Regions from separate parts of the Homo sapiens genome. Here all the other regions are linked to region 3. A link is a loop called in an ENCODE intact Hi-C map of the cell type or tissue named here. Cell type or tissue: endothelial cell of umbilical vein. All regions are shown on one strand. Each heading gives the region's core, and the rest is flanking DNA. Links, peaks and the distances in the headings are about the cores only. Region 1 holds the start of LOC124901444 (a long non-coding RNA gene). Region 2 has its middle 36 kb from the start of SNORD28B. Region 3 has its middle 13 kb from the start of TFB1M. Region 4 has its middle 240 kb from the start of MIR1202. Region 5 has its middle 38 kb from the start of NOX3. Region 6 overlaps LOC105378072 (a long non-coding RNA gene). Region 7 overlaps LOC105378071 (a long non-coding RNA gene).

What was found. Hi-C counts contacts between places; a loop is a spot of excess contacts. Peaks named below come from ENCODE experiments on the same cell type or tissue, not always from the same donor. Only the 100,000 strongest peaks of a DNase experiment are listed, where the experiment ranks them.
Region 1: a loop joins it to region 3, with 4 times the contacts of the local background. A loop is called at or near these places in 18 of 110 quality-filtered maps.
Region 2: it touches region 3 in a loop (3-fold over the local background); 4 of 110 quality-filtered maps call a loop at or near these places.
Region 4: it touches region 3 in a loop (2.5-fold over the local background); 3 of 110 quality-filtered maps call a loop at or near these places.
Region 5: a loop joins it to region 3, with 4 times the contacts of the local background. A loop is called at or near these places in 25 of 110 quality-filtered maps.
Region 6: it touches region 3 in a loop (5-fold over the local background); 3 of 110 quality-filtered maps call a loop at or near these places.
Region 7: it touches region 3 in a loop (14-fold over the local background); 2 of 110 quality-filtered maps call a loop at or near these places.

The regions. Positions count from the first base shown.
Region 1 is chr6:156,684,649-156,689,033 of GRCh38, reverse strand. It overlaps LOC124901444 (a long non-coding RNA gene), which reads left to right and starts at 3,962. Exons shown (of 2, transcript XR_007059829.1): 1 at 3,962-4,371. RefSeq lists a silencer at 1,509-1,818 and enhancers at 1,172-2,098, 2,659-2,768, 2,099-3,026. In endothelial cell of umbilical vein, for the core only: no CTCF peak of the experiment used is centred there; DNase peaks (open chromatin) are centred at 1,253, 1,963 and 2,293; H3K4me3 peaks cover 2,011 bases; H3K27ac peaks cover 1,678 bases.
Region 2 is chr6:156,412,422-156,416,806 of GRCh38, reverse strand. No RefSeq gene overlaps it. Among named protein-coding and RNA genes, the nearest start is that of SNORD28B, 36 kb to the right of the region's middle. In endothelial cell of umbilical vein, for the core only: no CTCF peak of the experiment used is centred there; no DNase peak of the experiment used is centred there.
Region 3 is chr6:155,325,738-155,330,122 of GRCh38, reverse strand. No RefSeq gene overlaps it. Among named protein-coding and RNA genes, the nearest start is that of TFB1M, 13 kb to the right of the region's middle. In endothelial cell of umbilical vein, for the core only: a CTCF peak has its summit at 2,445 (motif pointing left); a DNase peak (open chromatin) is centred at 2,392; H3K27ac peaks cover 463 bases.
Region 4 is chr6:155,704,737-155,709,121 of GRCh38, reverse strand. No RefSeq gene overlaps it. Among named protein-coding and RNA genes, the nearest start is that of MIR1202, 240 kb to the left of the region's middle. In endothelial cell of umbilical vein, for the core only: no CTCF peak of the experiment used is centred there; a DNase peak (open chromatin) is centred at 2,551.
Region 5 is chr6:155,491,225-155,495,609 of GRCh38, reverse strand. No RefSeq gene overlaps it. Among named protein-coding and RNA genes, the nearest start is that of NOX3, 38 kb to the right of the region's middle. In endothelial cell of umbilical vein, for the core only: no CTCF peak of the experiment used is centred there; DNase peaks (open chromatin) are centred at 339 and 1,749; H3K27ac peaks cover 2,713 bases.
Region 6 is chr6:155,881,537-155,885,921 of GRCh38, reverse strand. LOC105378072 (a long non-coding RNA gene) reads right to left here. Exons shown (of 3, transcript XR_001744424.2): 3 at 1,299-3,977. All of the region lies in intron 4 of LOC101928923 (a long non-coding RNA gene), which reads left to right. Among named protein-coding and RNA genes, the nearest start is that of MIR1202, 63 kb to the left of the region's middle. In endothelial cell of umbilical vein, for the core only: no CTCF peak of the experiment used is centred there; DNase peaks (open chromatin) are centred at 2,001, 2,831 and 3,401; H3K27ac peaks cover 2,019 bases.
Region 7 is chr6:156,360,654-156,365,038 of GRCh38, reverse strand. The region is part of intron 5 of LOC105378071 (a long non-coding RNA gene); the gene reads right to left. Among named protein-coding and RNA genes, the nearest start is that of SNORD28B, 16 kb to the left of the region's middle. In endothelial cell of umbilical vein, for the core only: no CTCF peak of the experiment used is centred there; no DNase peak of the experiment used is centred there.

The DNA.
Region 1 (4,385 bases), core at 284-4,283, 1.4 Mb before region 3:
ACATTTATCTTCTGTTTAATCTCTCCCTCTTCTCTTGTTAATTCTGAGTTCCAGCTCTTTCTTAACAGTGATGTCTAAAATCTCCTGTGTCTTATGATACAGGATAAGACACAGGTCTCTTATGATAAGAGACCTTATGCTTTCGCATTGTTATGGTCAAAGATCTTTAATCAAAACACTAGTTCCTCTTTGTTACCTCTTTTCTTTCTCCCTCTTTCATAAAGAGCCCCCACAAATGGTATTAAATGTTTTGTTCTGGGAGTTTCAGGCCAGGGATTTTCCTTGACATTTCTTTTTTGTTTCATGTACTTTTTCTGAAATTCCCCAATAAACTGTCCTGTTTTTCTTTTTACTTTTGTTTTTGTATATCCACATTGCTTATTTTATTATATATTTGCATGCCCATATTCCAGAACCACTGAACAGCATGTTTTGTGCTTTTCCTGGCTGTTACCTGTGTGGCAAGGTATTCAGTGGCTTCCTGGCTTCCTTTTCTATGCCCCCTGAGTAACCCCCTATGCAGATTCATCACTTTCCTACTCATTGTAGGTTCCCTGCTTTGCTCATGTTGTTCCCTCAACCTGGAGTGGCCTTTACTGTCATCTAGAGTTGGTCTTCAGAATCCAGCTCAAATGCCTGGCCTTTCACAAAGCACCGTCTGACCCTTTAACTGTTCTTTCCTCTGTGCTTGGTAGCATTTTACTATCACCTCCAATATATACTCAGGAGTCATCTACTGAGCACCTATGGTGTACCCTGGAGGGCTGGGGCAGAACAGACAACAATCAGCCTTGGTATCCACCCTCTAGGAGTCCGGGGAAATAGGAAAACAGAACTGGAACCCAGTGTAGTCCAGGCTGAAATGGAGGTCAGCAGAGACGCCAAGATAATGACAGGGCCACGCCAGCGCTCGCTGGCTTTTCTTTAACGCACGTTTTCCCTTAGTAAAAATCAAGATCCTGAGGGAGAAGTGATCCTTTTTAATTCGCCTTTTCGGGACTTTGTGGCAGCGCTTAACGCGCCTTATGCTTAATGGCACACGTCGGGGGGCTCCCGGGAGATGACGGGTGGGCGGACCCCAGGCGCAGGTCCAGTCCCATTACCCACATTTCCCGGAGCCCAGTCTACTTTTCACATCTTTCATTCCCCCTGAAATAGATGCACATTCGCCTCCAGATTTAGAATAGGAGCAATGAGTATTTCACGAAAGCCTGGAAAATATGACTTTTCCAGAAATGGCTTAAGTCGGTCATAGATCTTCAGGCTCCTGGCAACTGCGGGACGGGGGTGTGCCCTAATTGCATCCATTTCCTCCCAGGCCTGATTGGGAATCTTGCACCGGCATCGCGAGCCCCGCTCTTCGGCCTCCAGGAGCGAGTGAGGGACGCGGGAGAGGGGCTTTTCTTCGGCGTGCGCGTCCCCCTGCCGCCGGCTTCTCCAGCTCCTCGCCGGGCCGCGCTGCCGCCCAAACTCCGCGGCGCCGCCCGCTCCGCGCCCGGCTCCGGCCCAGGTTTTGCGGCCCGCCCGCCGCCGCGCTCGCCGAGCCGGAGGCTGGCGCCGCCGAGGCCGCCGCGGCCGGGGCGTGGGGGCCGCACCGCGCACGCGCGCCCGCGGCGTCTGAGGCTCCCTGCGCCCCGACTCCGCGCGGCCGGAACCCTCGCGCCGCCGCGCCACCCGGAGCCGCCCGGGACCCGGACCCCGCGCGCCCCGCGCCGGGCGGGGACTATTTTCTCTGCCCGTGTCCTCTCCTCTCCCCACGCCGGGAGGAACATTCCTGGCTCTCCCCGCCCGGCTGCGTCTGTGCCCGCTCCTCCCCCGCCGCGTGTTTTCCGCCCCAGTAAAGATCGTGCCACACAAATAAGCCTCGAATGCCCTTTGCCGAGCAGGCAGGAGGGCAGCAAGCGCAGAGCCCGAGCGGGCCATTTTCAGGGCGCGTCTCCGGAGCCGCTAAAAGTCTTGTTTTCTCCCAAAAGTGGAAGGTGGGAGGTGGGGCGGTCGTGGGGCCGCTTCCAACTGCTACACACGCTCGAATAGTTGTCAGTAAAATCAAACTGACGTCAGCCCTGAGGAAAAAGATAGGTCTCTTTTGTTCTCATGTTCTACCCCCGCCCCTTGCGATCAAAGGCAAAAAACATTTTTTTGGAGGTGGGGGGAAAGACAAAAAGGGGGAAAAAATTGCAATGCGGAGAGATAGCTTCCATCAGAGCTCCTGCCCGGGCGATGGGAATGTTTAATGAATGCATCAAGCCTTTTGATCACCCTCGCTCGGTTGGGTTCAGTAGTGCCGGAAGGTTAGTTGCATCTCCTGTGGCTGATCTGAAATTCGATCAGCAGAGGGGGCAAAGAAAAGAAAAGCATTTTAATGGGAATCAATAGGGGATCATAGGTCTTGGAAGGAAATACGTGTTGATTAAAAATGCCACAAGATTAAAAAATGTCCACGACTTGTTTAAAAAGAGAAAAAGGAAAAAACAGAGAGGAGAGGAGAGAGAGAGAGGAGAGAGGAGAGGGGGAGGAGGAGGGAAAAAAACCCTTAGCAATCTATTTTCTCTGTGTGTTGCTGCCAGAGAGGCAGTCAGCAGACCAACAGTTTGTATAATGCTTCAAGCTACAGCGGGCAAATTTAAAGCTGTATGCTCAGAACAACATAATAAATACTTATTGAAAATGCATTTCTATTTCTAAGCGGGGTTCACTCATGCATTATACAAAGCACCTAGGGCTGCAGTAGCGAGACGCAAGGGGACAAATAAGGTGTACTGTGGCTCAAGTTCTTAAAACTAAACTCTCCAGCTTTTAACAGTTGACAGCAAGAACATAGACACTTAAAAAATGTATGAAAAACTAAACGAATAGCTTGAAAGATACCACGGACTTAAATTGTCTGAAACTTAAAGTTGTAATTTAAAAAAATCTGATAACTGAGGTTGAGGAGAAGGATAGCAAGGGGAGTTAGTGGTAGATAGCATATTGATTGGGTTACAGAGTGGAAAATTATTGCCCTGTAGGTAGAGAAAGTGATCAGCGGTGTGATAAAAACGGTGGAAGGTTTTATGACTATCCATCTACTACAGTGGGAAAGGGAAAAAGGTATTTTAAACCCATTCTTTGACAGAAAAACACAAATATACACCCTGTTTGCATAGCCTTTTAGAAAGAAATCAATTTACATTTTTACATTTTTGCATGTTAAACAAAGTTTCTTCATTGCAGTGGTGGAGCCTTCCTTTCAATAGCCTTTTAGGGAGTCCTCCAGATCTCCTGCATTCTAGTCCTACCCTTTACTCATCTTCCTCATTTTTACCTTTTCTTTCAATCTCTTTGAAGGACGTAAAAAGCGTCAAAGAGGTTTCTCAGGGCAATTTCCCTTGGATGTTCCTAATATTTAATTTCAGTAGTTTGGATAAAGGGGGATCTGTTATAATGGAGGTTTCCTTGTTGAGCCACGAATTATCTTACCTCAATATTTTTGGTCTCTACTAGATTATAAAATCCTTGAAGGCAGGGGATGTATCTCCTCTATCATTCATATTTCCAACAATGCCCCTTAGAACAAAACCTTGCACCTGGGAAATAGTAGAGAGAGCTCATTGAGCACTTTGGGTTAATAGCGGTAGATGGCCCATTGGATTTCAGAGAGGAAAAGTCATTGCTGGGTAACCTCAGAGAAGTGACTTAGCTTCTCTGAGCTTCAGGTTCCTCATCTGTAAAGTTTGAATGCTTATATCTAGCTACCAGGACTCACTTTTGTGAATGAAATGCTCATAAAGCACACTGTGTAATGTGCAATATCTGGCTATATATACATATATATCTAAATACATATATAATGTATCTAAATATATCTATAAATTTTATGTTCTATCTATCTATCTATCTATCTATCTATCTATCTATCTATCTATCTGCCTATCTTGTTCCTTCTCCTAAGATTTCTCCCACCCAGAAGCCCTGACTCCTTTATTCACACTCTGATGTGTCCCCGCCTTGAATCTGGACTGTAGCTGGATTGATGCTTTATGACGTTCAAGGCTAGATTATAAGAATCTTGCTGCTTCTACTTGGGACTCTTGGAATGCTCACTCTTGGGACATTCCCTCCTAGGACCCAGCTGCAATCTTCAGGAATCAGGGATCTTGTGTAGGTGAGATCAGGTGGACAGGTTGATAGTGTGCAGTGAACTCCCAGCCAACAGATAACATCAACTGCCAGCCATTCACTGCCAGCCAAGTGAATAGGCCATTTTGGATGGCCAGGCCTGTCCAAACTTCTGATGACTCCAGCCCCAGCTGTTGTCTGACTGCAATTGTATGAAAGACCCCAAGCAAGAACTGCCCAGCTGAGCTTAGTCAGCCCATAGAACCGTGAGAGGTAATATATAAAAT
Region 2 (4,385 bases), core at 203-4,202, 1.1 Mb before region 3:
GAAGTTTACAACCCAGAGGAGAAGCAGACACATGCCACTTGCATGACTGCCATGGCTTTTTAGCCATAATCCTTGCTTTGGCCCTCTTTTCCTTAAAGACTTTTGTCTGCACAGCACCTGAGTGATTCTGTTGATGACTAAGAAGACCAAGTCTCTTCTCTGCTCTAAGCCTTCCAATGGCTTCCCATTTCACTTGGAATAAAAGCCAGACTCCTCTTGGTGGCTTATACAGCCCTCTGCAGTCTGTCAACCATTGCTGCTCTGACATGGTCTTGTATCACGCTGAACACCTTTAAAATTGCAACCCCTCCCACCCTTCATGCCTGGCACATAGCAGGTACTCAAATATTTGTTAAATATTGAATGAAGAAAATGTATTATGTAGTGGAATGCAATTAGTGCTACAAAGATACTTAACTGAAGTGCCATAGGAATACTTTCTCCTTAACCATGTGGGATTCATAATTCCTCTATTTGATGAGGATCAAATTTCTCATCAATCATAAAAAGGTTGGCTTGGCCGTGTAAAGACAGAAGATGTTATGCTAGAATTAACAGAAAGGAATATTCTTCAAAATATTCGTAGGATTGGGTACAATGTGATTATCCAAATACAAGAAATTGGTAAAATTATGGACTATCTGATGAATGAAAAATGATGCAGTTAAATAAAAAGAATAGTCTTGCAGAAGACTAATGATATGGAATTATGTCATTTTATATTATTAAGCAAAAATCAAAAAAGCAAGTTATAAAATAGTATAATCCATTTTTGTATGTATATTTCAAGTAAAGTTTAAAATTATTTTCATGAGTTCTTAACCTGTTTTATGCCATGAAGTCTTATGAAGCTTATGTACTTCTAAAATTAATGTTTTAAAATGCATAAAAAATAACATAACAAAAGAAGCTAATTATATTTAAATGCTGCTATGTTTTGAATGTGTTTCCTACAAAATTCAAGTGTTGCCAATGCGATAATATTAAGAGGTGGGGCCTCTATAAGGTGATTAGGCTGTGAGAGCTCCTCCCTCATGAATGGGATTAAGGCGTTTATCAAAGAGGCTTCATGCAGCATTTGGTTCTCTTTCCCTTCTGCCTTCAGCCATGTGAGGACACAGTGACCTTCCCCTCCTGAGGATGCAGCCCTCACCAGACAACTGAACGTGCTGATGCTTTGATATTGGACTTCCCAGACTGCAGAACTGTTAGCAATTTCTGCTCTTTACTAATTACCCCATAGGTGGTGTTCTATTATAGCAGTACAAATGAACTAAGACAAATGGAGTTACAAAATGTTATAAGACAAATTTTTAATATAATTATATACATGCTTCTTAATTATCACACCAAATGAGAATACACTTAAGTACAGGTATACTAAAGTTCAATTTCATCTTTAAGGACAAATCAGTGTGAAGGCCATTATGACTCAGCTCGAATAAGAACGTTAAACTGTAGAGTTAGAGTGGTCTTTACCAAGGAAACACTTGTTCGTGCTGAACATCCAGTCAGTTTTGATTTCTTTTTGATTGTTAAAAGTGGCAAAAATAGAAATTTACAAAGACCTACTTTTGTAAGTAGAATAAATTGCTTCCATATCTTCCTTTACGAGATGAAAATAGGCTCTCTTAAGAAACACTAGAATTCTTCAAGTCTCTTTTTTCTTTCCAGATCTTTGATTTTTTTCCTTATATGTTAGTTTTTTAAAAACTATGATATTATTTACAGACCGCGAAAAGCACAATCTTAAGGTATAGTTCCATGAGTTGTGGCTAATGCCTAATCCTAATTCCTTCCCCTAGATCATTTTCTGATTTCTGTTCCTGTAGATGACTTTTGCTTGTTTTCAGCTTTTCACAGATGGAGTCATAGAGTATGTGCTCTTCAGTATCTGGCTTTCCTTAAGCTTATTACTTTTAAGCTCCCTTTATGTTATTGTATGTAACAATTGTTCATTTGTTTAATTGCCAAGAAGTATTTTATTATAAACAAATTATTTATTCTCCTGTTGATGGACTTTTAGGCTATTTCTCGTGCATGGTTAGTATGAAGAAAGCTGCCATTATCATTCTTGTTTAAGTCTTTTTTGTAGAACTACATTTCAATTTTGAGTAAATTGGGTAAATATTTAGGAGTAACATTGCTGGGTTACAGGACACATTTATATTTAACTTTAATACAAACTGCCAGTTTTTAAAAAACAGTTGTGCATGTTTTTTTTTTCTCTTTCACTTTTTTTTGATTAGTCTTGCTATGTACTATGGTTAATCGATTTAACTATTCACTTTAAGAAAAAATATTTTGGCTTTGTTCATTTTTCCTATAACTTGTCTATTTCTAATTTTATTTATTTCTGCTATGATCTTTATAATTTTTCCCTTCTGTTTACTTTAGGTTTTAAGTGCCATTGCTTTCTACTTTCTTTCACTTTAAGGTGGAATTCTAGATGATTAATTTAAAAACTTTTAAACAAATATAAGCGTTAAAGGTATAATTTTTCCTCTAAGCACTGCTTTAGGGGCATCCCATACATTTTAATATGTTAGATTTACATTATTGTTCAATTTGAAATATCTTCTAATTTCCCTTATGATTTTGTCCTTGATTCATGGATAGTTTAGAAGTATCATGCGCTATTTCTAAGTATTTGGGGGAATTTCTAGATTTTAAAAATTGATTTCAAATTAAGTGCATTGTGGTCACAGAACATACTTTGATTTCACTCCTTAGAAATTTATTAATATTTGTTTTTCTCATTTGTTCTCTTCCTCATTTGTTCTCTTTTCGCTCTTACATGTCCTTTTAGAGTTAACCTAGTTTTTTTTATACCATTTAATCTCTTCCATTAACATTTTAGCTATATCACTGTATTTATCTCCTATTACTATTAAAACAGAAATGGCTTAAAACAACACAAATTTATTATCTTATAATTATGGAGGTCAGCAGTTTAAAATGAGTCTTACAGGGCTAAAACAAAGGTGTCAGAAGGATGGCTGCATTTCGTTTGCAGCCTCTAAGGGAGAATCTCTTCAATTCCTTTTCCAGTTTCTTGAGGCTGCCCATATTTCTTGGCTCATGCCGTCTTCCATCTTCAAAATGAGAATACATTACAGTATCCCCCCTTATCCACAGGGGATATATTGCAAGACCCCCAAATCCTATATACATGTCACTGTGTTTTCCCCTATACATGCACACCTATGATAAAGTTTAATTTATAAATTAGGCACAATAAAAGATTAGCAACAATAATAATAAAATAGAACAATTATAACAATATGTCAGCTTCACTACTCTTGCGTTTTTGGGCCATTATTAAGTAAAACAAGGCTTATTTAAATACAAATACTGTGACACTGCAACAGTTGATCTGATATCCAAGACAGCTACTAAGTAACTAATGGGTGGCTAGTGTTTACAACTGATATACTGGACAAAGGGATGATTCACATCCTGGGTGGGACAAAATGGGATATTGTGGGATTTCATCATGGTACTCAGAATGGTGTGCAATTTAAAACTTACAATTTGGAATTTTCTATTTACTATTTTTGAACCTCAGTTGACTACGGGTAATTGAAACCACAGAAAATGAAACCATGGATAAGGGAGGACTACTGTAATTTGTCTTTGTCTTTGGTGGGGGTGGGTGGGTTGTATTTTCCTTATCTTTGGTTTTCAGCAATTTGAATGTGATGTATCGATGTGAGGATTTTTTTGTGTATATATTTTTGGGTTGTGTTGAATTTCTTTGGTTCTGCGCATTTGGAAATTTAGAAAAAATTTGGAAAAAATGTCATTGTTTCTTTAAATTTTTCTCTGTTACAGGTTCTCTCTGTTTACTTTCTTAAATTCCAATTTCACATATGTTAGAGTACTCAATATTGTCCCACAGGTCACTGAGGCTTTGTTCATTTTTTTTTTTTTTTTTTGAGATGGAGTTTTGCTCTTGTTGCCCAGGCTGGAGTGCAATGGTGCGATCTTGGCTCACCACAACGTCCACCTTCTGGGTTCAAGCAATTCTCCTGCATCAGCCTCCCAAGTAGCTGGGATTACAGGCATGCACCACCACACCTGGCTAATTTTGTATTTTTTAGTAGAGACGGGGTTTCTCCATGTTGGTCAGGCTGGTCTCGAACTCCCAACCTCAGTTGATCCACCTGCCTCGGCCTCCCAAAGTGCTGGGATTACAGGCATGAGCCACCGCGCCTGGTGGCTCTGTTAATTTATTTAGTCTATTTTCTCTCTGAGTGTCAGTTTCCTTAGTTTCCTTTTATTTGTCTTCAAGTTCACTAATCTCTTCTTCGGTGTCCAATCTGCTTTTAAGTCCATGCAATAAAAATTTTATTTCAGACATTTTATTTTTCAGTTCTAGAAAT
Region 3 (4,385 bases), core at 197-4,196:
GTTATTATTGGTTAATGTCTGTCTTCTGCCGTGGACTATAAGCTACATGTGGGGACTATAAGCTTGTTCAATAGCACACAGAACTATGTAGCTATGAGCAAATTACTTAAACTTTCCCAAAAAAAAAAAAAAACAGTGTGGGGGAACAATACTGCCTCAAAGGTTTTTGGCAGGCTTAATCAGCTATGTAAAGCACTAAACAGAATAGGCTCATTTACTCGATACATGGTAGCTATTCCTGCTGTTATTCCCTACAATATGCTGTGGGCCGTCAGAATTTGTCCTCATTTTAAAATTGTTTCTAGTCTCGTAAAAAGGGAAAACATTCACACAAATAATTAAAACACTATAGGATAAGAGTCTATCACACTAGCCAACAGGAGGCCTGACCTAACAGGCTTTGGCCTTCGCAAATGTGAAGTCGCCGACATTCAGGATACCTTCTATCATCTCTCCTTTAGGGACCATCAGGATCCTGCTGCTTGGATCACAAGCATGGCATTATCAAGAGATTGGCTCAAACACCATCTCCTCAGTGTAGACCTTCGTGATGCTGCCAAGAAGAATTAACACCTTTTTCATCCCATGTCCTCCAGCAGTGTGTGTCTGTGTGTGTCCCTATTAAGAAATTGAAGTTCCTCAAAGGCAAGAATCATGTTTTTCATTTCTATATTCCTAACCAAATCAACTACAATAAATGCCCAAATAAGTTTCATTGAATGAATGAATGAATGAATGAATGAATGAAAAGGAAATTAAAATTACACACACAACAGTGGATATGTAGAAAAGACAAGCACAGCAAGAGCAACTAGGCTGCCCAGGGAGGCAGTATGCAAGTCCAGAACCTAGCTTATGTTCAGAGGGCTTTCAAAAGACAGATCAAAGGAAGTGGAGCCTGGGCAAGAGGCAGCCCTAGTCTGTTTACTCTTCAGTCACTTTGTAACTTACCTGCTGCCCCCACCCCAGGTCTGCTTTGACATGAGATCTTTAAATGTTGAGGTGGGAAGGGGGGAATCGCTTAACTGCTATCTGATTCTTCATCTGTAAAATAAAGCTACTGACACTGACCTTCCTCATAGAGCTATTGTGTGGGATAATTAATTAATAATTGCAGAATCCTTTAAGAGTATAAAGTGCAACATAAATGCTAAGCATAATTTCCACACAGTCTCTGCTGGCTCTTCTCAAGCACATTCCGGCGGCCTCGGGGTCTTTGATCTGCTGTTATCACCTGCAATAGAGCAAACAATGCCTTTGTATCATTAAGCAAATACATAATGAATGGTATTCATTGTTAAAGGTTACTTAGCAATATAACTTTTTTTTTGCCTTTTGAATGGGAACATCCACCGGTGAGAGGATTACGTAAGCTAATAGCTAATGTATCAAAGGAAAGGAGAGAAAAGAAACAGCCATGGCAACCAGAGCAATAGGGCCCAGGCTTTGGCCCTCAGAAGAAACCTGTATCCACCTAGCAAAAGGAGGATAAGGACTAACTGGGAGAAAACCAGAGGGGATGGTGAACAGAAAAGTCAACAACAGGAAATGGCAGACTGTGGCCTAGTCATCCTCTGGCTGTCAGATCTCGGCTTATTGCATGAGACATAATCTGCCATCTTCAGGAGTGTGAACCTGGTCCTCTTCGAGTCTCTGGGTTCTTCCCTTCATGCCGAGTGGTGCTTTGGTGGGAAAATTGTGTTTTTCTTTGAATATAACCTTTTCTAGAGATAGAGGTGGGCGGCACTATGATCAGAGAACCTTTATCCTCTGCATTCCTCCCAATGCTCGGCTCTTCCCCGAGAAATGGCCCTCAACCCAATGCAGGGGCAATGGCTAGCCCCAGGAACAATCATCCCAAGATTCTCAAGGTAAGTGAGACAGACCACCTCCTCCCATAAAATGCAAAAAAGCTCACAACTTGTTCATTGGCTCACTTGATTTAATATCAAAAGATTGGAACAGTGTTACAATTCCCTTAAGTGTTCCTTTGAGATTTAAACAAAAGAAATAACAAATGTTTACTGATTTGGTTTGGATTGTTCAAGTTTAGACTTCAGTACTCTAGCACAGTCTTAAGGTATTTGGTAATTCTACAAGTTTAATTTTTAAATGTTAGAGTTAACTTTTATGTCATGTTTTTCAAAAACTATGTGAATTTACAATGTACTCCTCTCCCTATATTCCTTTAAATAATACCCAAAACACAACTCTCATATACCCCTCTATGTTTTACTGCCTTGGCTACAGGGATTTTATGTCTCTTATTTGGCATTGCTGTTTATTGTCACTTCCCCCATAATTCTGGTTTTTGCTGCCCTGTTTTTTTATCCTTTTGAAAGTCTTTCTTCACTATGCTAAGTCAAACTTTGAAACTCTTGGTAAATGCCATAAAATTTTTCTTAACATGGAACAAGATCGCCACCCAGTGGCCATGCTGAGCTTCACTCTATGCATTTTTCCAGATTTTTCCCCTCACACTTTTATTTATCTGGACTGCAGAACAGAGGTGTCCTTAAAGAATAGCCCAGCCCCTTCATTTTTCTGAGGAGAAAACTGAAGGTCAGAAAGGTTAACATTTGGTCAAGTCCACAATACCACAATAAGACCCATGCCTTAGGCCAGGCTTCAGTCCTCATGTTTTCAAGGACTACCTCAGAACTGGAGGTGACCTTCAGGATCAGCCAATCCAAGCCCTCTAACATACAGATGAGGACACTGAGGCACAGAGAAGAAAAATGGCTTCTCAAGATTTATGGAGCTGACTAAATGGGACAAAATTAACACTTAGCCTGATGTTCATTCTCCTACTTAGACCAATCTCATTTTAAATATTTTATTTTCCCCCTTGGATTATCATAATTCCAGCCTTTAATAGGTGACCATAGTAGATGAGCATAAAATGGTCAGCCCTTGCCTTCCTCAAAATGAATAAAGTTATGTAATGGGAACCGTCAGAAAGGTAAAATTCATTCTCATTAATGAACTGTTCATTGTTGGTATATCCAAAAATATTTCACCACTTTTGTTTATACTTAGGAGGTGATAGATTTAATTAAAGGCAATTAGAAATTCTAACTATGCCTTCTTTCAGTTTAAAGAGAATACTTGGCCAGGCTTGGTGGCTCACGCCTGTAATCCCAGTACTTTGGGAGGCCGAGGCAGGCGGATCACGAGGTCAGGAGATCGAGACCATCCTGGATAACATGGTGAAACCCCGTCTCTACTGAAAATACAAAAAATTAGCCGGGCATGGTGGCGGGCACCTGTAGTCCCAGCTACTCAGGAGGCTGAGGCAGGAGAATGGCGTGAACCCGGGAGGCGGAGCTTGCAGTGAGCCGAGGTCGCGCCACTGCACTCCAGCTTGGGCGACAGAGGGAGACTCCGTCTCAAAAAAAAAAAAAAAAAAGAATACTCATCTCTGGTTCAAAATGTCTTGATTCTAGAATTTCAGTACTTGGATTTGAACACTTCCTCTGGCAAGTTAGGGATGACTTCACATTGTCCACTAACTTCAAAATCCTCTTTATGGCATGAGAAAGATCCACAACATTGAAGAGTCCTTATCACTCTAAATAATTCTGAGTTCCTAAACTCAGGTGAATAAGATTCACAGAGGGTAGCGGATGCTGCCTGGCTTTGCCCCACCCCAGATCCGTATGGTCCTCCTGAGTTCATCTGCAGCTGTGATCCAGGCAAACTGACAGCTCCCCACCTCCCCTGCTGTCTTCCATGCCTGGGGGCTTTGGAGCCTCCCCAGCTTCTGGTGGGACAATGCTGAGTTGGGCTGCACACGGTTTTTCAAAAGATCCCCTGGGATTGAGCCCCAGTTGCCCTGGAGCCCTAACATGAAACTACTCCCTAACCCCTGGAATTGGCCTTTCTCCTTTTCCCATGGCATTTTCCCGACTTCCTCACTTGTGCTTCCTGGGATTACCTCTCCAGGAGGGGCAATTAAACAAACAACCTGCATCCACACCCTTGCCTCAGGGCCTGATTTTCAGGGAATACAAACAACTGACTCTGCATTGTAGAGAAGCCCTGTTTTGCCTTGATGACACATCTAGTCTCTAATAATGGTGTCCCAAGAGGTTGTTCAGTCTGGCCTTTCTCCCTGTATACAAGCAGATTAACTAGGAAGCATGAGAAGTTGAAATGTCAGGGCCTATCACTCGAACAAGCCATTTTCAAGCCTTGGGAAGGGCTCTAGAAATCTACTCACATGGTATATGTTTTTGTAAAATTTACAAAGGCAAGACATTTTAACCCTAGTCAGTCAAGACCACTGTCTCTTTTCAGGTTGTATTCTGGTGACGGAGAGTACTTTGGGAATCTAGCTAAAGGGGAAATTGAGTTAGAAATACACATTTTAACTGAAATTTGGC
Region 4 (4,385 bases), core at 84-4,083, 380 kb before region 3:
CTTTTTCCAAGCCTCACGTTCAAGCCCATGGTGGATGCAGGAAGCCTTAGCCCCAAATGAGCTGAGCCTTTGACGGGATAAAAAGCGTTTTACAAAAACGTCTTTCAGAGCTGCTTCTAGCAAGCACGTCAATGATTTTCTCTACGGCTGAGGCAGAGATTCTAATATTAATACAGAGAAGGCAACTCCTTATTTACTGTTTTCATTCCGCTTTTTCCTCACTCATTCAACACTGATTGGCTTTACAGTTCATCGAGGATGGCCTTCATACAGAAAAGGCAAAGTAAGTCCATAGACCAGGAAGCTGAGCTCTACACAAGTAAGAGGGCCTTGAGTACAAGGTGAGGAGGCTCTGCTGCCACATCTGCCACCTGCTGGTTCCACGGGCCGGGATGGGGAAGGATGCTCCCCCGGGGTCTCAGGGCGCCATTTCACCACTTCCCATGGTGGAATATTCAATCGGGGAGGTGGCCTTTTCCAGAGAGGCGAAGACCATTCCCCAGTCAAGACTAGGGAAACTCAAGGCTGTTCAGGCCTCTCAAATCACACTACATGCTACTGAAAGAAATAGCAGCTGCAATCATGAAATCTTTCTGGAGAAACTTCTGTGACGAACATTCTAAGGTGAACCTACGTAGCAGAACCTTCCAAGGGGAACATTTGGGAATCACAGATAGTGAGCTATGGACAAACTGCTGGTGAAAGCATATGGTGTGCACAGTGTGCGGGGTTTTCCTGCCCAGCACCCAGTCCCCTCTTCTGATGACAGCAACCTGATTTCCTTGGGAAACTGTTTCCTCCCACCTTTAATCCATGTGGTTCAGATGAAGCTGACTTGACTCCCTGGCTCTACAGGTGGGTACCCGACTCGGGCGTGACCATGTAGGCAATTCCATCCCCCTGGCTAGAGCAATTGTCTCAAGGGTAGGCAAGAGATCCCAGACATGCCAATTGGACAGTTCCAGGATATATATATAATATATATATTTATATATATATTATATATATATTATATATATAATATATATATTTATATATATTATATATATAATATATATAAATATATATATTATATATATAATATATATAATACGTATTATATATATATTATATATATAATACGTATTATATATATAATACGTATTATATATATATTATATAATACGTATTATATATATTATATATATAATATATATATAAAATATAAAATATATAATATATAAAATATAAAATATATATAATATATAAAATATATATTATATAATATATATATTATATAAAATATATATTATATAATATATATAATATATAAAATATATATTATATAATATATATAATATATAAAATATATATTATATAATATATATAAAATATATATTATATAATATATATAATATATAAAATATATATTATATAATATATATAATATATAAAATATATAATTTATTATATATAATATATAATATATATAATTTATTATATATAATATATAATATATATAATATATTATATATAATATATATAATATATATAATTTATTATATATAATATATATAATTTATTATATATAATATATATAATTTATTATATATAATATATATAATATATATAATTTACTATATATAATATATAAAATATATATAATTTATTATATATAATATATAAAATATATATATAAAAATATATATTTTTTTTTCAAATTTCTGGCATCAAAGCATTCTTTTGGCACTGTCCTTGACACTGGTAGAATGTTAACCTGGAACTGCTAAGGGTCACCACCTGGAGGCAGCCAGTCTGGGCTTGAGGCCCATATGTGTAAAGTAAAGCTGAAAGATTAAATGAATAAATACCAAGTCCTCACATACCATAAACCCAGAGCCAACTATACCTGAAAAAAGACCCTAGAATGTTCAGTTACACAGATTTTTTAAATAGCCTTTTTGTTTGCTTAAGCCGATTTGAGTTGTTTCTAGCTTAAAACAAAAAAATAACAAAGAAATAAATTGAAAATACAAAGGCAAAAGTGGAAATTATCAAGGGCAAGCCTTCATTTATCCTCAATGAAAAGGTACCATCATCCTATATTTAGACTGGGGCTATGAAACAATTTTTTTAATTTGCTGACAGAGAAAAATTGAAAGATGAGAAATTAACATTTATTAAATTTCTACTGAAGAGGGATTAAAAAACCCATCTTATACTACATCCTGGTTGTGCAAAGATAAAAAGTTTATCTTATGTGTAGCTATTCTCTTTATGAGCCTCTATCTACTGATAAGTAGATAAAAATTTAACTATGAATACACTTCTGTTTGAATTTACTCTATTATGTTAATATAAGTAGTCCCATTTAAAAGAAATGCTCTTCCAATTTTGAACCTAAGTTATCTCTGAGTGTAGAGAGAATGTATGGCTAAGACACTTCCATGGCAGCAGGATAGTGTCAGTTGTTCTGGGGAGTGACTTCTGTTTCCTCTGGACTAACATTAGGAGTTGAAACATGAGGCTGAAATGATGTCTGAGCTGGCCTCTTTCTGGTGGTATCCCTGCTGGCACAGGACCATCTAGGCTTCCTCTTCCTTTGTTCCACATGGGTGTAGGAGAGTTTGTAAGTCAGTCTCCTCTCAACATCCCAGATGAGCAGAAGGAAAAGACCTTATGCCATCGGGGTCTCCCTTCTGTTATTTAAACTACCTTCTCCCTTCCGGGCCAAAGTACAAAGCAGAGAAATCAGGAAACATGTAACTCACTATCTGATTGTTTCATGTTTTTACTTCTTCCCATAGACCCTAGGACTGGAAAGAGGACAGGCTTTTTGTTTGTTTGTTTGTTTGAACTTTATCTGTGCCATGATTTCCTTTCTAATTCCAGGTAAGCCCTAATGGTGGACAAGCTCTCTCTCTCCTGCACTATAGGAGAATGCTGTTTATTGAGAATTCCCATAGACTGTAGAAGGAGAAAAAAGAAATGTGGAAGAACAAATCATTTTCTCAGTGCAATAGTTGGCCTGGGAAAATGACTCTTTTGCTGCATAATCTTATTTTGATTGCCTTTTCTCTCTGCCTTTCAGCTGTAACAAATCCCAATATCACTTTAGGCAGACGGATGCTGAGGTGAGCCAGGGCAAAGGTCTGGCACTTGGTAAAACACAAAAGGAAAGCTCATTGGATGTTTAAAACCACACTTCCATTACACTACAGAGTGGCTATTGTGAAGGCATTTTCACATGTTATCTTAATTAATTTTCTCTATGCTCCAATGTTTTTTGAAAATAACGAACAATAGCCCTACAAGATAGATATTATTGCTTTTCTATTAATGAGAAAATTAATCTCAGTAAAGATAAGAAAGTTATACCAAGTCATACTGTGTCAGAGCCACATTTGAATGTAAGTTTACATTTAAATCAAAGTCCGCATTAATAAAGATCGTATATGACTCAAGGCCAGGAAAAAGCGCTAATACATTTTATGTATCAAATTTATACAGTTTCCAACAGGAATATGTCCAAGATTGGAATCAAATCAAATAAAATAGAACGGACATAAATGTACAGTGAGAATTTAGTTTTAAAATTAATTTGCATATGAGAAGGATGGAGAAGGTGAGATTTGATAGCAGCTCACATGGAATGGGTGTGGGCAGTGGCGGTTAGTGAACTACAGGCTCCGTATGAACCATCAATCTGGTATGAGTGCTAAAAAGAATAAGTTGGGGGAGCAGCATTGGAGAAATAAAGATGTCATGAGAGTGTTTTCTGAGTTTGGGATTTTTTAAAAGTTATTTCAACTTTTATTGTAGATTCAGACAGTACATGTGCAGGTTTGTTACATGGGCATTTGCATTACACTGAGGTTTGGGGCACAAATGATCCTGTCACGCAGGTAGTGAGCATAGTACCCAAAAGGTAGTTTTTCAGCCCTTGCCCTGCTTCTTCTCTCCCCACTCTAGTAGTCCCCACTGTCTGTTGTTCCCATCTTTATGTCCATGTGTACCCAATGCTTAGTTCCCAGTTATAAGTGAGAATAGGCAGTATTAGGTTTCCTGTTCCTGAATTAAATTGCTTAGGATAACAGTCTCCAGCTGCATCCATGTTGCTGCAGAGGATATGATTCTATTCTTTTTTATGATGGTGTAATATTCCATGGTGTAGATGTACCACATTTTCTTCATCCAATCGACCATTGATGGGCACCTGGGTTGATTCCATGTCTTTGCTATCGTGAATAGCACTGCAGTGAACATACAAACGCATGTGTCTTCTTGGTAGAACAATGTGTTTTCCTTTGGGTATATACCTAGCAATGGAATTGTTGGTAGTTCTAAGTTCTTTGAGAAATCTCCCGACTGCTTTCCATAGCGGCTGAACTAATTTACATTCCCAC
Region 5 (4,385 bases), core at 214-4,213, 170 kb before region 3:
GATCTGGCCCCGGGAAAAGGGAGGGAAAAGCAAAGCGAGTGGGCTTCAATAATCAGGAAACACCGAGCTCCAACCGTGAGGGGAAAAGGCAGGCTTCTCCTCTCCCCACCTCTGCTGGCCTGAGGGTCACCAGACAAAAATTGGAAGTACTAGCTTAAGGGGAAGGGAGAGAAGAACGGCACGCAGAGGTGCCTAGGCTTCCTCCAAACCAAGTTTCCAAAAGGAAAGAGGGCAGAAACTATCCAAAGACATGGCTGCTGTCTTGCTAACCCCATGACCACAAGGGAGCAGGCTTGGAGCGCTGTTTCAGGCATTCCCCCAGGATTCTTCTTAATTTGCAGCCTGTGTGTGTCAAGCCTGGGTCTGCTTGCAGCCTGTTTACAGAAGAAATGGTCTGAGGAAGATAAACCTAAGGAGAAATCCTCACATCAAAATATTTTGTGTTGAAAGAAATTGCACAACCCTTCCCCCTGTCCTCCGGAAAGGCTTTTTATTTTCTAAAGGGCATGTTGCTTAAATGGCTCCAACCAAGGCTGCACAGAGCTCTTCAAAGGCCTTCTCTGGCTGCCCTTGGGAGACGGTGCCAAAACACATTAGATTTTGAAGCTCTAATTTGAAAAAATGTTTCTAATTCAGATCTCAGTTTCCTTTAGTAAATTTCATAGTATTATTTCTCATTATACCTCCTCTTGGCACTATATATAATCCTATCCTTCTTTTTACCCTTCAGCTGGCAGTCAAGAGGTATTGCATCTATCCAATTCATCACTTAGCTAAGACATGTAAAGCATATTGAGTTATTTTAGCCACTTTCTTCAGGCTTAAGTTCTTAATATGATCACTTTATCGTCCTCAGCACTCTTCTGGCAAACGATCTCAAAATTGCGAGGAATTTTAAAGATCGCTTTAGTCCAGCCACCCAATTGATATCTAAATCCCATCTACCCAGCAGACCAGTGAAACAAACTCCATGGTTACTCAGGCTTCAGGTAACTCAATACTTTGTGAACTGACCCTTTATTTATTTGAGGAGCAGAAGTATATTTTCTTATACTTCTTTCTTCTGGTGGGGAAAAAAACATCTGTTACTTCCAACCATTGTTCCGTGCTCTGAAGTTGAAACAGAAGTCTATGGTTTACAGATATAGCCAATCAAATATTAAAAATAACATTCAAATTCATTGAATATCCCAAGACGCTAGCTAAAATTAGGTAGTAAGTATGTGCGTTAGTTTTAACTATGAATTAAGCCATTTGTTTACTTATCTATTCATCAACTTGACTGGAAAGCACAAAGAAAACATCAAGGTGTTATTTCCTGAAAGTACTCCATTCTTCCCAATGCCTTCTTTTGGTCACTGCCTTACTTGTTCAAGGAGAGCCCTTACTTTCTCTATCATTTACCTATAATATTTTTTTAAATCCCTACTAGGTGGTTGGTAAGAAATATAATGTGAATTTGGACTAATAAGTGAATATGGACTAATTTGGGCTAATAAGTGAATATAACAGAGTGACTTAGCCTTTTCTGATATTATTATATTTTATCAGAGACCTTCAATATTTAACATAAGTACATGATGTTGCAAGCATCAGGTGACCTAGAAGTTTGAAAGGAGTGAGACTTTGAGTCTGGAAAGTGCTTTTGACCTTTTTAAAAGTAAACTTTATTTGTCTAGCCTAGAGCCAGTGCTGGAAAATACTAGTAATATGTCTCCGGTCCTAGAATAAATCCACATTTCAATGTTGAAAGAACTGCTTACATTATTTGCTTGGGGAGATGACTCAAGACGTCTGGCATAAGCCGCAAAACAGCTCAGGCGAATTGAATTTGCATGTAGGAAGTAAGAGGCTTACCATAAGCATTCTTCTGTGATTACTCACATAGTCAAGGGAAGAAAACTCCTGACTAAATTTTTGCACTCATTTTTAGAAATCCCTTTATTGTAAGGATGGAGAGATCCACTAGCTCAGTTGTCTTTCTATCAAGGAAGGACACTTAAACCTCCCTTGACTGGTGAGAGGTTAAGGATCTCCCAGGAAGGAAATGCCACTGCTTCTTGTGATTGTCTTTGCCAATGTACCATTAAAAATAAGACTGTGTGTCTCCTTGCCCCTCTTGCCCTGATTCCAACCCCTCTGAGTCTCCCTTTTTCTCTTCTTTTCAGAATGCCATTTTCACTCTCCTGACCCTCCTCCCCCCATCCACACCCCACCCCAGATTAATCTTTGCCAAGTGTGTTAGTCCATTTTCATACTACTATGAAGAAATACCCAAGACTGGGTAATTTGTAAAGAAAAGAGGTTTAATGGACTCACAGAGAGGAGGCCTCACAAGCATGGTGGAAGGCGAAGGAGGAGCAAAGTCACATCTTACATGGTGGCAGGCAAGAGAGCATGTGCAGGGGAACTGCGCTTTATAAAACCATCAGATCTTATGAGATTTATTCACTATCATGAGTACAGCATGGGAAAAACCTGCCCCCCTGATTCAATTACCTCCCACCAGTCCCTTCTACGACACCTGGGGATTATGGGAGCTATTTAATACAATTAAATAGGAGCTCTGGGTGGGGACACAGCCAAACCACATCACCAAGCAAGCTCTGGTCTGCTCAGAGTTCCAGTGACTCTATTTGCTTCCAGAATAAAAACCAAACTTACCTGGTGCTCCAGATTCTTCACCAGCCACCTTAATCCTACATTTTTAGGCTGACATCCCACACTCTCTTCACAAATCCTCTGACTTTGGCAAAGCTAACCATTGTGCCCACCTGCAGTGATGCAACCCTTTTCACACCAGCTCCTGGTGTCCTGCCAGCCTGAGAGTTCTTCCACACTTGCTTCCATGTGAGCGTGCCCTACCCGCCTTTAGCACGAATGCTTCCATGAAGATTTATTTGCTACTGCTCATGATTTCTCCTCCTAAACCCTTGGGGAATTGTGTTTTTTCCTTTCTTGTGATAGGTACATGGTCTAACTTGCACTGTTTTACCATCTTCCTCCCTGACTACATGCTCTCCTATAGCAGAGCCTAGTACCATGTCTTGCATCCAGTAGTGCTCAATAAGTGCTTATCAGATAGCATCAAACATTGGCCAGTAACCTGAGTTTATTCTCAGACTCAGATGCCAATGAAAAGAAATCAAGAAAGACTAAATGGCATATGTGCATGTTCATTTTAGCTCTTTTCAGAATATTGACCTTGATCACTTAATTCAAGGGAGTTTTGTGGTTATATCACTGAGTCCATTGTTATGTACATATGTGGCGATTAGAAGAAAAGGAAAAAAGTTCATACTTGCCTTCATCAAGTTTTAGTGCTGATAAACCATGCTAGAAACTATTCACATTTCCCTTGCTGCTGGCTCCCTCACCACTTTTTATTCCATTGGTGCTATTGTATCCCACTTAACATTTGTATGCTGTTCTCTTGAAGTCTTTGGAGTTCTTGCAGAGTATCACAATGCCTTATAATCAGTTAGAAAAATGGAACAATTCAATTTCCCACCAACATAACTCTGGGTAATCCTCCTTTGCTGCTAATTCTAAAAAGGACTGGAAAACACACACAAAAAAAATCACAGTGCTATTTCCTGAAATAATTCCATTCTCTCTGATGCCTCCTCCAAAGTGGCAGCAGAAGCAGAAGAAACAAGGTGATCTTCCAGGAGCTAATGGTAGTGCCACCATCCAGGACTGTAATAATTGAGCGTTAATGTCCTGAGCTGTTGCTTGTCATAAATCCTCTATATGTAAAACTCGAGCCTCTGCTACGCAAGATTAATGGTTAGTAGTGTATATAATATTTATTAAACCTCTTTTTATGTTGCTTGGCAATCTGTGCTACCATCAAACAAGTTGAAATAATTGACATTTAGCACATCAACCTGCTTTTGACTGAGAAGCATGACATTCATGTAGATAGTAAACATTTGGCAATTGCTGTAAATGTCTCCAAATTTAACGTCATGACCTTTTCTCAGGTAAATGTTTTTGGATAAAATGTAAATAATGATTCACTGTATGTCAAATACCACAGTATGTCAAATACTGTGCAATGTCAAGTTTACTGTCTTGTTACCCTCCAGAGGTTCATAGATTGGTTGACCTGTTGCATCTTTCAGTAAGTTTTATAGGAAAACTCACTATTATTTATTATAATTCATTGGGTTTCCCTACTTTGCCCTCACAATATTTCTGATTAAGAAGAAGTGTGGTTTGGTTTCACCATATAATTAAATGAAACTTGGCATTTTAAAAATCCATACTCCAGCATGAAAAAATTAATACTATTTCAGTGGCCTCAAAGCACAAGGATGCATAACATGCCATAGGATCTCTGGAAGCAGTCACTTTGAATGGGCAAGTGGAAGTAGCACTAA
Region 6 (4,385 bases), core at 281-4,280, 560 kb before region 3:
GGATTGATAAAAATGTGGTAAGTAAATGTATATTTATCAAAAGATAAATATACATTTACTTACAGCACAAATACATATTGAATACTCTCTATGTACTGCAACAGTGCTGAACTGTACTATAGAGTGGAGAGAAGACTGACATGGCCCATGACCTTTTGAAATTTACAAATTCAGCCAGAAAATAATGTGAACAGACAATTTATTAATACATAAGAAGAAAATGCAATACTTAAAATTTAAGCATTACATTTCCTAACACATGTACTAAAAATATGAAAAAATAATATATTAGTGAGGTATAGTTCTGTTTTGAGTCAGCAAGTTTGTAGTAAAAATAGTACACTCATATACATTATTGGTGGCAGTATAAATCGGTATAAACTTTTTGGAAAATAATTTGTCAGTGTACATCAAAAAGCCATAAAAATTTTATATCTTTGGCCTAGTAAAATCCACTCCTGGAAAGTTATCCAAAGGTAATAAACCCCAAACAGAATGTTATACATGGAGCTATTAATTGCAGCATTATTTATAATAGCTAAAATTTGCAGTACTATTTATAATAGCTAAAAATTAGAAACACCCAGAATGGCCATCGATAGAAAAATGTTTACCTGAATTATGGCACAGCTGCTGTATGGAAAATTATGCAACTATTAAAAATGAAAATTATGTAGCTAAATGGAAAGGGCTTATAATGAGAATGCAAAAATATACATAAAATTGACTGCATTTATGAAAATACATATGCATATGTAAAAGTAAAAGTTCTACATAAAAATTGAAATAATTGTGCTGGGAAATAGGATTATGTAGTTTTATCTCTTCTGTTATTCTTTCAGTAAATGAAAATAGACAGAGATTCAATAGGAAATGTGAAAGAGTAGGGCAAATCAGATAAAAGACATACGGGCTCATTCACGTGATGTAAGAACAATTCTAGTTTGGCTCAATCGTACGCTACAAACAGAAAAACAGAATAAAATAATTTATAATGCTAAGTGGGTTTGAATTATTGAGAACCTTCCGACTCTATCTAAGGAATTTTGACACCATTACAGAGACAATTAACCAAAAGTATATGATTCTGTGAAAGCGAATAACAGGATGAGAACTGTGAAACAGAAAGGTTAATTTAAGAAGTGCTGAAGGAAGAATTGAAGAAGAAATAAAATGGAGACTCAGAGACTAGGCAAAAGGGCATTGCAGTAATTTAGATGATTGTGATCAGGAAGTGGCTATGGGAGGTGAACGACTGAGATAAATCTGAGATGAAATATAAAGGAATTGACAAGCTAGGTCATAACTGGACATGGGCTTTTATTAATGGCAAAAACCACAATTGCTTTTGCACCAACCTAATAAAAGTGTGTATAAGGAGAAAGATGGTGGCATTAACAGATACAGAAATTGGGAACAAATACAGATTCACCAGTTTCCAGGACATAGTGTTAGAATATACAGCTCAATCATGTTTCAGCCACTGAACTGTGGCATTTAAAACAGACTAAGCAGAGATGCACTGGGTAAAAAGGGAGTCAGAGTGCAAACAGTGGTGCCGCTTACTTGCCTCCTCATAGGCATCCTTGAATCACATCAGAAACTTTCAAATCATGGTGTGTCTTTCTTCCACAAATGCACAATGGAAATGCCTGTATTTTTGATAACTTTGGCTCAAAGATTCTTTCTATTGCTTCTTTTAATATGACATCTCAGCTTCCATGATTTCCGGCAAGTCTCCTTCCCTTTCTCCCTTAGAATAAACACTGCTTATCTTTCAATGTTTTGATCCATCCATTAGTTCCACATAAGCTAAATGATGTGCTTGTGGGATCTAATCTCAGTATGCCAGAAGCGGGTCTCCCAGACCTACTGAGTCATAATCTTTGAGGAAGAGGTTTGTCATGTGGCCAGACATGTGCCAGAAACGACTAGCCTAGCCCTCTTTCTCATTTTACAGAAAAGAAAATCAAGGCCAAAAGATCACTGGCCAAACTCAGGTTTCCTGGCTCCTAGTCCAGTGCTCTTCCCATTACACCAGTAAACACCCTTAAAATCTCTGCCGCTAGGAATTGAAATAAACAAAGTGTACTTGGGAAGTATTTGCTTTTTTTTTCCTTTAACAATAACAAACACCACCACACAGTTACTCATAAAATGTTAATTGCATTCCTTTCCCAATAACATCCTGATTTTCAGTTTAAACTATTAGCTTGAAGCATTAGACATTTCAATAATAAAAAGTGATTCTCTTTTCCATACACCTTCAATTTTTTATTTCTTATAAATATTCAATTGAATATTTCCATTTGTGGTGTATGTTTGCTAATTTACTGGAAGTTGATTCTGTTCCCCAGAAATGTCACTTGGGTGACCCTGCTGGGCTGAAATGGAAAGTCTAAGCACTGATTTTTGAACTCTTAGTTCTGTGTAGGATTCAACAGCTGTTTGCTTTCTCTAGGGCACTTGAAAATAACTCCAGTTCCAAGAGTATTTAGAAAGATTCCACTTTGAAAATAGAAGCTTTCCTTAAGGTAGGATTCATATTTTTTAAATGTAAAGAATTCAACTCTGATGAGATGATTACCTATAATTCATATTTTACTGGTTACACAGCATGGAGCAGTCTTTCATCAAATAAAGCTATAGCATGTTGACAGATTAAAAACCTAACATAGGCACTGTACTTTCCTAGTTGATTCTACAAGGACTTGACCAATAGAGTATTTGCAAGAAATTTTGTCGAAGACCTACTTGTACTTACTCACCACATCTCTGTGAACTGTCAGATAGGAATTAGAGAGTTCCTTGTTGCTGAGGAAGAAAACAGAGTCTTATTTTTATATGTAAATGACTGAACAATCAATCAGTAGCTATTTTGAGTACAGGGAAGATACTTCACACCCTTCAATAGAGAGGTGGAAGAGTCTGCTAAAAATTTAGGAACTAGGATCTCAGGAGGCCTGCAATGAATAAGAACAGATTTCATCTGCTCTAGCAGATAAACCTACTGGAAAAACAACTTACAGTTCTCTTAAAGTTCACTCAGTGGATAGGCAAAGGTAAATCTGTGAATCATTGGATTGCCTCATAATCTATTTAAGAAATTAATAGAAGATTTGGGGGTGTATTTACACCCCCAAATTGCCTTGGAGCCCAGGATATTTTGGTTAAAGATTAATTCACACCTATTGGTCTTTCTGAGACAGACAGGCTGGCTGATTTCCTGTTTTGAGGTGGTTTCGAGAAAAAGAACAAAAGCCCCTTATTCATGCTGCACCTTACCTAACTTCCAGCTGATTAACAACAAGACCCAAGAAGTTATTAACCACCACGAGTTCCTACTTCAGGGGGCTAGGGCCTACCATGAAGTTCTGCGTGTGCAGTTAGACTTAAACTTTAACTTATAGTTACCCTTGCCTCATTTTAATGCTAAAAATCATGCCCAGCAGTGGAGATTTAAAATGCTCATGTTATTTGTGATGTATGAAGAAGCATGTAAAACCACTGCACAAGCTCTAGACAAACCCCTCCTATTCAGGCTCTGACAAAATCCTTTTCTATAGAAAGTCCCTGTAAAACTAACCCACATACTGCCCTTGGGGAGCAACCCACCTTTTCCTTTTGCAGTGCTGACTTCCTTGCACACAAGCTAAAATAAATTTTTCTCTTTCTTTTTGGCTGCTATGTCTGGTGATCCCTCTTGATTTCTCTCCTTGGAGATTACAAGAACTCAGGGCACCAATAACATCTCTTTTGCCACGGATTCAGCATTTCTGAAATTTCAGGGGCCCTTAGTCCTCTTGATATCATCAGGTGTCCAGGGGTAGCAGGCCTGGCACAGCTCCAGCCATCGCAAAGTCACACCGAGAGGTGAAGTGAGCAGAGTCCAAGAGCAAATGGGATGGTGCACCAGCTAACCAGCCCTCTGTGGGAGTGTCCGGTTTCTATTCATCTTCCATCAGGGCTTCAGCATTCTAGGGAAGATACAAACAAGATCCGAGTCAGCTGAGGAACACAAATGAATGTAGAGCTAGTAAGGTGACCCAGGTTTCAAAATCACACATGGGCTGAAGCTGCCAGTGAGATTCAACTTGGCCTTTTAGGGGAAAGGATGGTGCCACAGATTTGTACTCAGAAAAATTCTGTAGGAGGTTCTGATATGGCAACCCCAAACTTCTCCCCCACCTCCCATACACTCATTTATCTACTTTTAAAAAGATGATTTTTTTCAGGTGAAATTTATTCTTTAAAATCTTTATCTTGATAGGAGAATACATAATCTGTTTTTCCTTGTTGCTTAGAACATTAATATATTAAAACAGGAAAGTCTCTGTTATGACTAAGAAAAGTATATATTTCCTCATAAGTCAGTCCATCAGTAC
Region 7 (4,385 bases), core at 124-4,123, 1.0 Mb before region 3:
TTTTCTGCATCTATTGAGATAATCATGTGGTTTTTGTCTTTGGCTCTGTTTATATGCTGGATTACATTTATTGATTTGCATATATTGAACCAGCCTTGCATCCCAGGGATGAAGCGCACTTGATCATGGTAGATAAGCTTTTTGATGTGCTGCTGGATTCGGTTTGCCAGTATTTTATTGAGGATTTTTGCATCAATGTTCATCAAGGATATCGGTCTAAAATTCTCTTTTTTGGTTGTGTCTCTGCCCGGCTTTGGTATCAGAATGATGCTGGCCTCATAAAATGAGTTAGGGAGGATTCCCTCTTTTTCTATTGATTGGAATAGTTTCAGAAGGAATGGTACCAGTTCCTCCTTGTACCTCTGGTAGAATTCAGCTGTGAATCCATCTGGTCCTGGACTCTTTTTGGTTGGTAAACTATTGATTATTGCCCCAATTTCAGCTCCTGTTATTGGTCTATTCAGAGATTCAACTTCTTCCTGGTTTAGTCTTGGGAGAGTGTATGTGTCGAGGAATGTATCCATTTCTTCTAGATTTTCTAGTTTATTTGCGTAGAGGTGTTTGTAGTATTCTCTGATGGTAGTTTGTATTTCTGTGGGATCAGTGGTGATATCCCCTTTATCATTTTTTATTGTGTCTATTTGATTCTTCTCTCTTTTTTTCTTTATTAGTCTTGCTAGCGGTCTATCAATTTTGTTGATCCTTTCAGAAAACCAGCTCCTGGATTCATTGATTTTTTGAAGGGTTTTTTGTGTCTCTATTTCCTTCAGTTCTGCTCTGATTTTAGTTATTTCTTGCCTTCTGCTAGCTTTTGAATGTGTTTGCTCTTGCTTTTCTAGTTCTTTTAATTGTGATGTTAGGGTGTCAATTTTGGATCTTTCCTGCTTTCTCTTGTGGGCATTTAGTGCTATAAATTTCCCTCTACACACTGCTTTGAATGCGTCCCAGAGATTCTGGTATGTTGTGTCTTTGTTCTCGTTGGTTTCAAAGAACATCTTTATTTCTGCCTTCATTTCATTATGTACCCAGTAGTCATTCAGTAGCAGGTTGTTCAGTTTCCATGTAGTTGAGTGGCTTTGAGTGAGATTCTTAATCCTGAGTTCTAGTTTGATTGCACTGTGGTCTGAGAGATAGTTTGTTATAATTTCTGTTCTTTTACATTTGCTGAGGAGAGCTTTACTTCCAACTATGTGGTCAATTTTGGAATAGGTGTGGTGTGATGCTGAAAAAAATGTATATTCTGTTGATTTGGGGTGGAGAGTTCTGTAGATGTCTATTAGGTCCACTTGGTACAGAGCTGAGTTCAATTCCTGGGTATCCTTGTTGACTTTCTGTCTCGTTGATCTGTCTAATGTTGACAGTGGGGTGTTAAAGTCTCCCATTATTAATGTGTGGGAGTCTAAGTCTCTTTGTAGGTCACTCAGGACTTGCTTTATGAATCTGGGTGCTCCTGTATTGGGTGCATATATATTTAGGATAGTTAGCTCCTCTTGTTGAATTGATCCCTTTACCATTATGTAATGGCCTTCTTTGTCTCTTTTGATCTTTGTTGGTTTAAAGTCTGTTTTATCAGAGACTAGGATTGCAACCCCTGCCTTTTTTTGTTTTCCATTGGCTTGGTAGATCTTCCTCCATCCTTTTATTTTGAGCCTATGTGTGTCTCTGCACATGAGATGGGTTTCCTGAATACAGCACACTGATGGGTCTTGACTCTTTATCCAACTTGCCAGTCTGTGTCTTTTAATTGGAGCATTTAGTCCATTTATATTTAAAGTTAATATTGTTATGTGTGAATTTGATCCTGTCATTATGATGTTAGCTGGTGATTTTGCTCGTTAGTTGATGCAGTTTCTTCCTAGTCTCGATGGTCTTTACATTTTGGCATGATTTTGCAGCGGCTGGTACCAGTTTTTCCTTTCCATGTTTAGCACTTCCTTCAGGAGCTCTTTTAGGGCAGGCCTGGTGGTGACAAAATCTCTCAGCATTTGCTTGTCTGTAAAGTATTTTATTTCTCCTTCACTTATGAAGCTTAGTTTGGCTGGATATGAAATTCTGGGTTGAAAATTCTTTTCTTTAAGAATGTTGAATATTGGCCCCCACTCTCTTCTGGTTTGTAGGGTTTCTGCCGAGAGATCCGCTGTTAGTCTGATGGGCTTCCCTTTGAGGGTAACCCGACCTTTCTCTCTGGCTTCCCTTAACATTTTTTCCTTCATTTCAACTTTGGTGAATCTGACAATTATGTGTCTTGGAGTTGCTCTTCTCGAGGAGTATCTTTGTGGCGTTCTCTGTATTTCCTGAATCTGAACGTTGGCCTGCCTTGCTAGATTGGGGAAGTTCTCCTGGATAATATCCTGTAGAGTGTTTTCCAACTTGGTTCCATTCTCCGCATCACTTTCAGGTACACCAATCAGACGTAGATTTGGTCTTTTCACATAGTCCCATATTTCTTGGAGGCTTTGCTCATTTCTTTTTATTCTTTTTTCTCTAACCTTCCCTTCTCGCTTCATTTCATTCATTTCATCTTCCATTGCTGATACCCTTTCTTCCAGTTGATCGCATCGGCTCCTGAGGCTTCTGCATTCTTCACGTAGTTCTCGAGCCTTGGTTTTCAGCTCCATCAGCTCCTTTAAGCACTTCTCTGTATTGGTTATTCTAGTTATACATTCTTCTAAATTTTTTTCAAAGTTTTCAACTTCTTTGCCTTTGGTTTGAATGTCCTCCCGTAGCTCAGAGTAATTTGATCGTCTGAAGCCTTCTTCTCTCAGCACGTCAAAGTCATTCTCCATCCAGCTTTGTTCCGTTGCTGGTGAGAAACTGCGTTCCTTTGGAGGAGGAGAGGCGCTCTGTGTTTTAGAGTTTCCAGTTTTTCTGTTCTGTTTTTTCCCCATCTTTGTGGTTTTATCTACTTTTCGTCTTTGATGATGGTGATGTACAGATGGGTTTTCGGTGTGGATGTCCTTTCTGTTTGTTAGTTTTCCTTCTAACAGACAGCACCCTCAGCTGCAGGTCTGTTGGAATACCCTGCCATGTGAGGTGTCAGTGTGCCCCTGCTGGGGGGTCCCTCCCAGTTAGGCTGCTCGGGGGTCAGGGACCCACTTGAGGAGGCAGTCTGCCCGTTCTCAGATCTCCAGCTGTGTGCTGGGAGAACCACTGCTCTCTTCAAAGCTGTCAGCCAGGGACATTTAAGTCTGCAGAGGTTACTGCTGTCTTTTTGTTTGTCTGTGTCCTGACCCCAGAGGTGGAGCCTACAGAGGCAGGCAGGCCTCCTTGAGCTGTGGTGGGCTCCACCAAGTTGGAGCTTCCCGGCTGCTTTGTTTACCTCAGCAAGCCTGGGCAATGGCGGGCGCCCCTCCCCCAGCCTCGTTGCTGCCTTGCAGTTTGATCTCAGACTGCTGTGCTAGCAATCAGCGAGATTCCGTGGGCGTAGGACCCTCTGAGCCAGGTGTGGGATATAGTCTCCTGCTGCGCCGTTTTTTAAGCCGGTCTGAAAAGCGCAATCTTCGGGTGGGAGTGACCCAATTTTCCAGGTGCGTCCGTCACCCCTTTCTTTGACTCGGAAAGGGAACTCCCTGACCCCTTGCGCTTCCCAGGTGAGGCAATGCCTCGCCCTGCTTCGGCTCGTGCCCGGTGCGCGCACCCACTGGCCTGCGCCCACTGTCTGGCACTCCCTAGTGAGATGAACCCGGTACCTCAGATGGAAATGCAGAAATCACCCGTCTTCTGCGTCGCTCATGCTGGGAGCTGTAGACCAGAGCTGTTCCTATTCGGCCATCTTGGCTCCTCCTCCGACCCCTCAATCTTAAACTTCCTAGCGTCCAGAACTGTGAGCCAAATGAACTTCTTTGGTTCATAAATGATTCAGTCTGTGGTATTCTGTTATAGCAAAATACAAATGGACTAAGCATTTGTATTTTGCTAGAATTGCTACCATTTGTGTTTACACAGAATACCTGGTCTGTGATATGCTGTTATAGCAAAATACAAAAGCAAAATGGACTCAGATGGAGAGCCAAGCTTTATTGGCTTGGCTTTGGTGGTAGCTGGTGTGCAGGGAAGGACATGACTCACTGATCTAAGGAACTCTCAGGCATTATTTTGAAAAATACTGACTCTGTGGTACTTGCTGTCTGAGTGAATCCGTGGGAGCTGCATAGAACAAGTACTTCTTCATCTGAGACTTGAGGGATAAGTTAGAATTTTTTAAGTAGGCAAGAGTAGTAGGAAGAGTGTTCCAGGCTAAAGCACAGGTATTTTCAAAGTCATGGAAACGCACAAGTTTGGCAAGCTCAGGAAAAGAGTTTCTGGCCTCTGTTATTTTAGGAAGTCCTAGACCAGAGTTGTTTTTGCTGATGGAAGTAACCCAGGCAGCACTAATGAGCTCTACA